2 separate regions of the Homo sapiens genome follow, and region 2 is linked to region 1. A link is a contact called in ENCODE Hi-C or POLR2A ChIA-PET data. All regions are on one chromosome and are shown on one strand. Each heading gives the region's core, a stretch centred on a gene start or an enhancer-like site at or near the end of the contact. The rest is flanking DNA. Distances are from core to core; before and after follow the strand shown. Region 1 holds the start of MYO18A (myosin XVIIIA). Region 2 has its middle 27 kb from the start of CRYBA1.

Evidence for each region. Hi-C counts contacts between places; a loop is a spot of excess contacts on that map. ChIA-PET counts read pairs that join two places held with the same protein, here RNA polymerase II (POLR2A). Pooled maps may share reads with other maps.
Region 2: a loop to region 1 is called in a map of Panc1, with 12 times the contacts of the local background. The contact joins the enhancer-like site here to the promoter of MYO18A in region 1. A Hi-C loop is called at or near these places in 24 of 168 maps with a recorded cell type or tissue (B cell, Caco-2, HepG2 and 16 more), 8 of 37 single-sample maps with no recorded cell type and 30 of 50 pooled maps. POLR2A ChIA-PET finds 5 or more read pairs at or near these places in 21 of 52 experiments (A549, A673, AG04449 and 17 more).

What each region holds. Positions count from the first base shown.
Region 1 is chr17:29,176,841-29,182,520 of GRCh38, reverse strand. It overlaps MYO18A (myosin XVIIIA), which reads left to right and starts at 2,123. Exons shown (of 42, transcript NM_078471.4): 1 at 2,123-2,208. RefSeq lists silencers at 2,044-2,264, 2,230-2,279, 2,400-2,449, 5,451-5,650.
Region 2 is chr17:29,217,007-29,222,686 of GRCh38, reverse strand. No RefSeq gene overlaps it. Among named protein-coding and RNA genes, the nearest start is that of CRYBA1, 27 kb to the left of the region's middle. RefSeq lists a silencer at 2,987-3,076. Within about 2 kb of position 3,131, at least 2 of the 41 ENCODE cell types and tissues checked have a DNase peak (open chromatin) inside an H3K27ac peak, as active enhancers do; they include Panc1 and dorsolateral prefrontal cortex, where a contact is called at or near this core.

The sequences.
Region 1 (5,680 bases), core at 874-3,373:
CTGAGTTAATTTTTGTGAAGGGTATAAAGTCTGTGTCTAGACCCCCCCCTTTTTTTTTTTTTGCATGTGGATGTCCAGTTTGTTGAAAAGCCCCATGTGTTGAAAAGACTAAGCTTATATAATTTTCAAAACAAATTTTGAGGGAGGGAGTCACTGTTATTATCCCAATTTTTTGGATGAGCAAAGTGAAGCACAGAGAGGTGATTTATAAAAAATCACCCAGAGTAACACAGCTAGTACTTTACAGAACTGAGATTTTGAATCCAGGCAATCCAGCTCCAGAGTCCATGCACTCAACCCCTATCTATAATAATAATGTCTCCCTCATAGGTTCATTGTGAGGAGTAGAGATAGTGTCTAGTATATAATAGGTACTCAGGAAACACTAATGATAGTCGTTGTCCTACTTAGCCTGCAAGGTTCCGCTCAAATGTCATGTTTTTGGGGTTTTTTTTTTTTCTTTTTTGGAGACAGAGTCTTGCTCTGTCGCCCAGGCTGAAGTACAGTGGTGTAATCTCCGCTCACTGCAACCTCTGCTCCCCAGGTTCAAGAGATTCTCCTGCCTCAGCCTCCCAAGTAGCTGGGATTATAGACATGCACTACCACGCCTGGTTAATTTTTTGTATTTGTAGTAGTGATGGGGTTTCGCCATGTTGGCCAGGCTGGTCTTGAACGCTGGCCTCAAGTGATCTGCCCACCTCAGCCTCCCAAAGTGCTGGGATTACAGGCATAAGCCACCATGCCTGGCCTCAAATGTCATGTTTTTGAAGCTGCTCTTCTCACTCCTCAAGCCAAATAAGCCTCCCATCATAGCACCTATCTCATCATCCAAGTAATGCCAGCATGGTGAACCCTACTACTGTCACAGCTCAGGTCTACCTGTTCCCCATGTGATTTCCCTGGAGATATGCCATGTCTGATCTCCTTCTGTGTCACCCCAAGTGCCTGGGGCTGCACTTGGCACTTAGCAGGCAGTTTGTTAAATTGAATTTGAGTTGCATGTTATTCCAAAATGTGTATCCCGCCTGGGTCTATTCCTCAGGAACTCCCTAACTCTTACTCAACTCTCTGCTTTCTGAGCCTCCTTGCTCCAGCCTTCCCTGGTCTGTCAGGTTGGGCTGCCCTTGCCTGGAGAAGTTCCTGTTTGGGCTGTCTAGGGAGGTAGCAGCATTTGTCTGCTACACCCTTCTTCCTGCACCACCCCACTCAGTTTCTTCCACATTCTGGCACACCCCACTCCAGCATGGACACTGCCCAGGGAAGTGTCCCCATTTCTTTCTTTCTCCAAACTCTAGACATAGCACCTATCTTGGAGGCCTGGTATCTGGATGTCCCTTGGCCTCTCCCAGGAAGTATAAACTGTCTTCTTGGTGGGTACAGCAGCTCACTTGATATTTACAGCACACAGTGGACCCAGGGACAGACTGCATTCCAAAGAGCTTCTGAAAGTGTTAATCTTGGCATTGGTGAACTCCTTTAGGGAGTGAGTGGCACTTACAGCCATGGCTCCCGGGCCCTGGTACGCCTCTTGATCCACTCCATTTTGAGGCAGGGCTGTATCAGACCAAGCTATTGGGAGTCTGTTTTTACCTTGGGGAGTGCATTCTGGCAGTGCCATCTCGGACATGGCAGGCAGTACCTGGTCTGGACTGAGCCTGGGGCACCATCCAGCAGGGCCCTGTGTGTGCCTCTGCAGAGCCACCTTGGGAGGAGGCGGCCAGTAAGACTTAATTGCTTCCTTTAGACAGCACTACCTTGAACACAGCCTGCAGAGTTCGGTGCCTGCCTTGGACAGCCCCTCTTCTATACGTTCATCATGACCCTGGTGCCTGTCCTAGGCAGTGCCACTCAGCCCCTTTCGGACCCTTTTCGGACAGCCTCCAGTGCCCAGTGCAGACAGAAACTCCAGGCAGGGCCTCTCTCAGACACAGCGAGAGGGGCTTCGGAGTCCACAGCGGACGGAGGCTGCCAGGGCAGCGCCCGGCCCGCCTGGCCCACGTCTGGCGGCGCGCACTGGCGCTGCCAGGCAGGCCGGGCGTTTATCCCCACAGCCGCCAGCAGGGAGCTCCCTTTCGGCTCGGCCTGCGCGGTCGCTGGGGGCGGCGCTGAGCTGCGCCGCGCTGCGCTCTGCTCCATCCCTGACCGGGCCGAGGCTGCTGGATGCCGCGTCTCCGCTTCTGCTGCCTGCCGGGCGGGCTCCGGTGGCCGGTGAGTGCCGGTCGGCGGCGGCGGCCGCTCGGTGGCGGGCCCGGCTTGGTGGGGCGGCGGGGCGGGCTCCGGCCGGGAGGGAGGGCGGGCGGGCGGCGGGGCCCGCCGGCTCCTCCTCCTCCTCCCCCGTCCCCTGGAAGCAGCGGCCCGGACTCCCGGCTCCCGTCCCTGGCGGCGCCGTGGAGCTCGACGCCCGGGGGTGGGGGCCGATCGGGAGCGGCGGGGAAGGGGGAACCACCGGCCCTTCCAGCCAACCTGGGGGGCGCAGGGAGGCAGGACAGGGTGGCCTTCAGTGTGGGGGGATTTGGGGCTTGGAGGCGCCCAGGTGGCCCGGAGCTGCGGGGTGGGGGCTGCAGCCTCGAGGGTGGGGGGACTTCTCCTGCCCCCGTCCAGGCCCCACGATGGAGCGAGCGAGAGAGCGGGGCGCTGAGGAAGGCAGCGGGGAAGGGGAGCACCTCTACCGACCCTTTTATCCCTCCCAGCGGCCTTCACTCTTTCACTGCCGGGCAGACTGCGGGCTCCTCTCAAAGGAGCAGCTGCTAGACAGCTGGCAAAACAATGGAGACCCCGCTTCCCTGGGCCCCCTCCTCTTGGGACAGAAGATGAGAGGGTGAATGGTGGCAGGCTTTGGGGATTAGGGAGTGCAGGCTGTGCCCTGAGACTGAATGCTCACCTCACCTTTCCCTGCAGAGGGGTGGGGTGCGTGTGGGAAGGTCGGACAAGCTGCCCCAGGCCTCTGGAGAGACCGCCCCGACGCCCCGCCCTGCTAACCTGTCATGCCAGTTGTTTCGCCAATGGGAAGGGGAGGTGGTAGGGGTGGCTGCCCCCTCACCCTGCCCCTTGTTAGTGGGGGTGCGCTCCTTGGTCCCAAACCCGGCCAGGAGTGTGGGTCATGTTCCTGGGTGCGATAAGGCCCGCAGGGACAGGCCAGGCATTGGGGCTTTGTTTTGGGGGTGGAGATGGGGGAGTTGCCCTACTGCAAGGCACATGTGTCTTGCTGATTAGTTGGAAAGGTTGCGGCCAGAATGAGCTAGAGGTGGGGGGTGGGGGAGATGGGGAGGAAGACAGCCAGTTTGTTTTTGAGCGGGTATTCATTTTGCCTGACCACTTTGCCAATGGGGCATGTGTTTGGCGCTGGCCTCATAGTTTGTATTTGTGTGGGGAGGGCTGGGGGAATGCTTCCTGAGAGGGACTGTCCTGGCTAGGGCTTTCATTCCCTCAGATGGCCACCCCGAATTAAAGAATTGGATTCCCTCCCTGCTTCACCCTGCCAATGACTTGGGCTAGTTAGTGTGGGTTCGTCTTGTCTTTTGGAGCCCCTGGCGTGTCTGTGGCCGAGAAGGCCTCATCAGTGCCCCTGTGGCAAGTGAGCTCTGGGAAGTGTGTATGCACTGGGGTGTGCTGGAAGGGAGGGGAGGCCACCTGGGTGATTAAGAGCAAGATCACCTGAGCAGGACGGTGAGTACAGAGCCCATTGAATCAGCCGCCTTTCCCTTGTGCTTTGGAGCCCTTTTCTTGAGCAGGTTGGTGCCCTGTTGTTGTGGCAACAGGCCTGGCCTAATGTTCCCCACCCTTTTTAGTTCAGGGGCTACTTTCTATCTGGAGATATTGAAAGTTGCTCTCCTGAGGTCTCTGGCTTCCTGACAAGCCTCACTGGCTCTTTGTCCATGGCTTCCCACCTCCTCAGCTTCCTCTCTGTTTTTTTGTGATGAAGTCTTTCCAGGAAACATCCTCCTGGTTTCTGGATTTGACATGACGGGTTATATATAGCCTCGGGTGGAGGTGTGCTTGTCCATTTTGGGTTGAGGACATGGGGGTTGTGGCCTCAATTCCAGGAAAACCATGGCTTTGGGGGCAGCTATTGTGTTGAGGGATTAGGGGAATGAGAAGGGTTGTAGGTGGGGGTGGAGGGTGGGCATGGGAGGGGCCACAGGCTGGCGGTCACTTCCTTTGGGAGCTTTGAACTTTGAACAGTTGATGACCTGGTGCCTGGTAGCTCTGAGTGTCTAGTTTGTTTACTCTCTCCTGGCCTGGCCCAGGTGCCAGAGTGTGTGCCTGAGGGCTTCCTCCTGCGCCCCAGACTTTCCTCATGTGGGTTATGCCCTTCCTGACTCCCACCTGGTCTCTCAGCCTCACTCCTGGGCTGTCTGGGTAGCCAGCCAGTTCCCTGGAGGCCCCCTCACTGGCCCTGGTAGTGGCTATTCATTGAGGACTGCATGTGTCTTCAGAAACTGGGCCTGAAAACTCTGGGTCCCCCAGAGGCAGGTACCTAAAGGTGGACTGGGTGGGGCAGAACTGGGGCTCATGTGAAAGGGAGAATCCACCCTGCTGAGGTGGAGCTGGGAGTTGTTGGAACTCAGGAAGCCTTCATCTGGACTTGCTGTGTCACAGGTCTTCAGGGCAGCAGGGCTGTTCTTAATCCTTCAAACCAGAGGTCTCTCCTCAGCCAGATCCTCTCACCTGGGGTGGACGCCACAGGCAGGAGCCAGAGCATCCACGTGAGCTGGGTTTTGTTGGTGGCCTGGGGTCCCAGGCCTGAGTGTGGTGGGAAAACTGAGGGGCTCTGGCTGGTTGTAGTTTAAAGGTTTGGGGCAGTAGGAGGGCCCAGCCCACTGTCTGCTGTAATTGACAGGTTCCCACAGGACTTGGGATTGGTAGGGCAGCTTGATGGAGTTTAAGTTCTGCTTTGGGTCAGACCCCCGGGTGCTTTAAGATCTGCACACCCCACCCCATCACCATTTCTTCCCCCTAGCATTTTCCAAGGTGGCCTGAATTAGAGGAGTTGGGGAGGTGCCGAGGTAGGAGCTGGATTGGGAGGGGTGGTGAGCAGACCTGGTGAGCCTCCACTTCCCACCTTCACTTCCCTGCCCTTCTTTTGAGGTAGGAATTGCAGGGCTTGTAAAATGTCAATTTCCCTTGACATTTTAAACAGTTTAGAGTCAGGCAGCAGTTTTGGTTGTTAGACTGATGATTTTACAGGACCCAGGGCCCTTTCTGTCTGCCAAGTAGTTTATCATCACTTACAAGAGATTATTGTGATTATTCTCTAATATTCAGAGAGGTTGGATGATGGGCTGAAGGTCACACAGCAAGTCAGAGGCAGAGCGGGATTACAACCTGCAGTGTGTGGTTGAGCAGAATAGCTCTCCAGCAGAGGCTGAGGGCCAAATCTGAGCTGTCAGGCCCTTGAAGATAACTGTAGCTGAAATAGTGGAGGCTTAGAGAGGGGAGGGGACTTGCTCAAGGTCACACGGAAGGGGATGTTAGCGGAACTGAGCGCCAGGCGGTGCACCTGGAAGAGCAGCAGGGAACCTGGCGAGGCCGCAGGAGCTCTCCCGCTCGCGTTCCTCCATGGCCCGCGGGATTGCTGCCTTCCGGGGGAGATGGGATCGCAGCGGGAGGCGCCGCGGGGCTGCGGCTGCGCCGGCCCAGCCGCGGGGAAACGCCAAGGGCCGCCCGGCTCCCCGCGCGG
Region 2 (5,680 bases), core at 1,882-4,381, 39 kb before region 1:
TTGGACGAACTCCTGTGAGGCTATTTTGTATTTCTCTATGCAAGTATTTTATGCAGTTTCACTGCCTGTGGGTGATTTTTACTAATTTCTTGCCCTGGGTTTCTCAAACAGCAAGTCTGGTGTGTACTCAGGTGCCACCCCTCTGATTGACACAGTGTTGGAGGGGTGATTTTTTCACCCACAGGCTCTAGGCAGACACCTAGCTCTTTGCTCTGGTGCAGTTTTTCTGGAACCTGTTTTTATCTACAAGACAACTCTTTTGTTCTTGACTTTTAGCAGGAAACCTGGTTGCAGCTCATGGGCCTGAGGCCACATCTCCCATCCCCAGAGGGCATTAAATTTCTGATTCTGATACCCTGGGGGACTCTGGGCTTATGATAAGTGAGGCCTGGGTGTGTTCTGTGATTGGTCATGAGGGACTCACGGAGAGTTTTTAGGTAAACTTTTAATTAAAATCTAACTTTTCATTGAAATCTATGAATCCATACTATAGAAAAGTGCACAAATCATAAGCAATCAGTCTGATTAGTTTTTATAAAGTCCAGACACTTTGTATAACTGCCACACAGATCATGATATAGAACATTATTGGCAATCCCCTCCCTGAAACCCCTTTAGCCCCCCTCTAATCACCACTCTGCACCTAAAGGCAATTAGTATTCCAGTTTCTAATGGCATTTCATTTCAACCATTTGGTACTTTATATAAATGAAATCATACGGTATGGACTCTTCAGTGTCTGGCTTCTTTTGTCATTATATTTGTGAAATTTACTCATGTTACTGCATGTAGTGTTCTAGTCTATGAAAATACCACAATTTAAAAATGTAGCTGGAGCCGGGCGTGGTGGCTCACGCCTGTAATCCCAGCACTTTGAGAGGCCGAGGCAGGCGGATCACTTGAATTCAGGAGTTCAAGACCAGCCTGGCCAACATGGTAAAATCCCGTGTCTACTAAAATATAAAAATTAGCTGGGCAGGGTGGTGTGCGCCTGTAATCCCACCTACTCAGAAGGCTGAGTCAGGAGAATTGCATGAACTTGGGAGGTGGAGGTTGCAGTAAGCCGAGACTGCCATTACACTGCAGCCTGAGCGACAAGAGTGAAACTCTGTCTCAAATAAAATAAAATAAAATAAAATAAAATAAAATAAAATAAAATAAAAATAAAATAAAAAATAAACATCTAGGCCGGGCGCCATATCTCATGCCTGTAATCCCGGCACTTTGGGAGGCCAAGGCGGACCGATTACTTGAGGTCAGGAGTTCAAGACCAGCCTGGCCAACATGGTGAAACTCCGTCTCTACTAAAATACAAAAGTTAGCCAGGCGTAGTGGCGGGCACCTGTAATCCCAGCTACTCAGGAGGCTGAGGCAGGACAATTGCTTGAACCCGGGAGGCGGAGGTTGCAGTGAGCCGAGATTTTGCCTTTGTACTCCAGCCTGGGAAACAAGAGCGAAACTTCATCTCAACAAAACAAACAAACAAACACACACAAAAACTTATTGTAGTGTTGATAGACACTTAGATATTTCCCCACTTGGAGGCTGTTATAAATAGTATTGCTATAAACATGCTTGTTTATGTTTTCTGGGTAACATATGTAAACATTTCTTTTGGGAATATACCTAAGAATAAATTGCTGGGCCATAAATATGTTCAGTTTTAGCAGACACTATCAAACAATTTTTCAAAGTTGTACTAGCTTGCAATCCCACCAACAGTGTGGAATAGTTTAGATGTCTATGCATCACATATTAGAGGATTCAAAACTGGAGGAAATCTTGTCTCTCAACTACAGTGGATCAAGAGTTTTTTCTTTTTTTTAGATGGGGTCTTGGTCTGTCACCCAGGCAGGAGTGGCTCACTGCTGCCTCCAACTACAGGGCTCAAGTGATCCTCCTGCGACAGCTTCCTGTATAGCTGGGACTACCGGTTCATGACACCATGTCTGGCTAATTTTTTTTTTATTTGGAGAGACAGGGGTCTCACTATGTTGTCTGGGCTAGTCTCCAACTCCTGGCCTCAAGTGATTCTCCCACCTTGGCTTCCCAAAGTGCTGGGATTACAGGAGTGAGCTACTGTGCCTGGCCTCAAGAATTATTCGTGTTCCTTTTTTTTTTTTTTTTGAGACGGAGTTTTGCTCTTGTTGCACAGGCTGGAGCGCAGTGGCGCGATCTCGGCTCACCGCAATGTCCACCTCCCGGGTTCAAGCGATTCTCCTGCCTCAGCCTCCCGAGTAGCTGGGATTGTAGGCGCGCACCACCACGCCCGGCTAATTTTTGTATTTTTAGTAGAGACAGGGTCTCGCCATGTTGGCCAGGCTGGTCTTGAACTCCCAACCTCAGTTGATCCACCCGCCTCGGCCTCCCAAAGTGCTGGGATTACAGGCGTGAGCCACCGCGCCCGGCCCATTTGTGTTCCTTTTTAAGGTGAATGAATTAAGGCTGGTGTTAGAACCCTGGTATATATAGTGTATACTTTATGGTATATAACTACAAAGTATTATATTTCAAAATACCTACAACTTTTTTGAACGTTTATCTTGTGCCAGGCACTAAGAGACCATTTCATCACACAAACCTTTGAGACAGGTGTTGTTATTATTCACATAGTTCAGGTGAAGCAGCTGCAGCTTAGAAAGATGAAATAACTGCTCCCGGGTCCCAGAGCCTGAAGTAACAGAGCTGGAACAGCCTGACTACAAAGCCTTGGAGCCCTGCAAATATACATGCTCCTGTGTTTCCTTCCCGAGGGTGGACTCAGCCTTTTTCAAAAAACTCTTTTTCAGCCTCCTAAAGACCTAAGATCAGAGCTATATGTTGCCAGATACGAATACTTAGACCAGGTGAAATTTGTCCAATTGCAGCTTGAAACTGATGCCTTTGTATCCACGGATGAAAATAGGTGAGCAGTCACCTTGAAAAATTCTGTCCCCAGAAGTCTTCTTTCTCTCCAATGTGCTGTGTATTACAATGGCTCAGTGCTGGCCCATAGTGGCACCTCAGTAATACTGGCTGAACGAAATTCTAGAAAAGTTCACAAATTTGTGCGGTTGACGGGACCCTGCTGGCTGTAGCGCCTAGCCTCTAATTTCTGACCACCAGGGGGCATACGTCCGTTTCCAGAGTACCCTTATTCCCAGCAGACTCCGGAAAGCGGGGTCCCTTGAGGACAGGGAGTCCCAAGGAAGGGAGGGATTGTGCCAGAAAACTCTGAATTGAGAAAAAAGGTACATTCGAACTGGGTTTTTTCAGAGAGTGGTCCGATAGCCACCAAACCATAATCACCTAGGGTGCATGGCTAAAATGCAAATTCCAGCTTGTTCACTTCAGGCCGAGAGAATCAGACTTTCTGAGGGTAGGGTATAGAAATCATATGTTAAGGCCTCCAGGCAATTCCCCCCCACGCTCATGGCTCTTTATTTGGACTACCTGTATTCAGTATTGTGTTAACTGTGTGACCTCAGGCAAGTCAATTAACCTAAGACTCAATATTGTCATATTAGGGGAACATAAAAACCTAACTCTCAGGTATGTTGTGAGTAATAAACGAATCAATCCATCTAGAGAGCTTAGAATGAAGCCCGGAAGGAAGCATATTAGCTCTTATACCTCTTAAGATATTATTATTATTATTATTATTATTATTATTATTATTATTATTTGGGACGGAGTCTTGCTCTGTCACCCAGGCTGGAGTGCAGTGGCACGATCTCGGCTCACTGCAAGCTCTGCCTCCCGGGTTCACGCCATTCTCCTGCCTCAGCCTCCCGAGTAGCTGGTACTACAGGCACCTGCCACCATGCCCGGCTAATTTTTTGTATTTTTAGTAGAGACGGGGTTTCACCATGTTAGCCAGGATGGTCTCGATCTCCTGACCTCATGATCTGCCCGCTTCGGCCTCCCAAAGTGCTGGGATTACAAGCGTGAGCCACCGCACCTGGCCTAATTTTTAATTTTTTTTGTAGAGATGGGGGTTCTTGTTATGCTGTCCAGGCTGGTCTTGAACCGCTGGGCTCAAATGATCCTCCTGCCTCAGCCTCCCAAAGTGTTGGGATTACAGGTGTAAGCCACCATGCGTGGCCAGCCTGGGCCTCAGTTTCTGCACATGTAAAATGAGGGAGTGGGACTAATTGGTCTGTGAGATCCCTTCCAGTGCTAATGTTTTATAAAAACTTCACAGGGGCCAGGTGCAGTGGCTCACACCTGTAATCCCCAGCACTTGTAGGAGGCAAAGTTGGGAAGATTGCTTGAGCTCAGGAGTTTGAGACCAACCTGGGCAACACAGCAAGATCCTGTCCCTACAAAAAATGTAAAAAATTAGGTGGGCATGGTGGCGGACATCTGTGGTTCCAGCTACGAGGGAGGCTAAGGCGGGAGGATCGCTTGAGCTTGGGAAGTCGAGGTTGCAGTGAGCCATGATTGCACCACTGCACTCCCACCTGGGCAACAGAGCAAGACCCTGTATCAGAAAACAAACAAATGGCTGAGCATGGTGGCTCATGCCTATAATCCCAGCACTTTTGGGAGGCTGAGGTGGGTGGCTCACTTGAGGTCAGGAGTTCGTGACCAGCCTGGCCAACAAGGTGAAACGCTGTCTCCACTAAAAATACAAAAATTAGCTAGGCGTGGTGGTGCATGCCTGTAATCCCAGCTACTTGGGAGGCTGAGGCACGAGAATTGCTCGAACCCGGGAGGTGGAGGTTGCGGTGAGCTGAGATCAAGCCACTGCACTCCAGGCTGGCCAACAAAGCAAGACTCTATCTTAAACAAACATGCCAACAAACAAAAAACCCAAAACTTCACAGGGTTTGAGGATCCTCCTGAACACACACACACACACAGACACACACACACACCACTTCCCTTCATCTATGTTCCTACAGCCCCTGTGTGGTTCATTCACCTCGAATTACATTGCTAACTCTCTTCCCTGCTTTTTTGAGGGTAGGGTCTGTGTGGTCTTCATCCCAGAGCCTGGCATGGTGCCTACCATATGGTTCCCGTGCAGTAAATATCATTTATACTGGAGAAAGTAGAAATGTAAAGTGTGACACAAAGGGGAGGAATGGGGATAATTTTTATTCCTAGTTGGTCTTTTGGGAAATAGTTGTTGGGAGTAGCTGGAGGGGCCTGGAGACCTAAGGAGGGCATTCTGGTGTATTGGGTGGACAGAGACCTTGGTGCAGGGAATGGGGAAAAAGAAGAGCAGTTTGGAGCAGAGGAGCTTACAGTGTGTTTCACCTCCCAGTTTCCTCCTGCAGTTGACCTGCTTTTTGGTGGTTGTTGTCGTTGTTGTTGTTGTTGTTGTTGTTGTTTGAGAGAAGTGGAAATGGGGTCAGGGCCCAGCCCAGTAGCCTGCAGAGGGTAGGCCTGCAAATATTTCAAATATTTAGCCATAGCATCTGAGAGCTAGAAGGAAACACAGAGGTTTGAGGCAGGCTTCTCATTTTTACAACTAAGTAGAAAAGTACAAGCCAGAAGGCAGTGTCCCTTGCCCATCAAGATGACACATCAGGTAGTAGTGGCGAAGGGAATGTGGGTCTGTCAACTTCCAACCCAGGGCCCTGCCCTGCACCCCGCTTCCTCCAACACTTTGTCTGGACAATGAATGACTTGCATGGGAATGTTTCAGAAAGCGTGGTCATGTCTTCACTAGTCTTTTGTTCCATCCAACCGT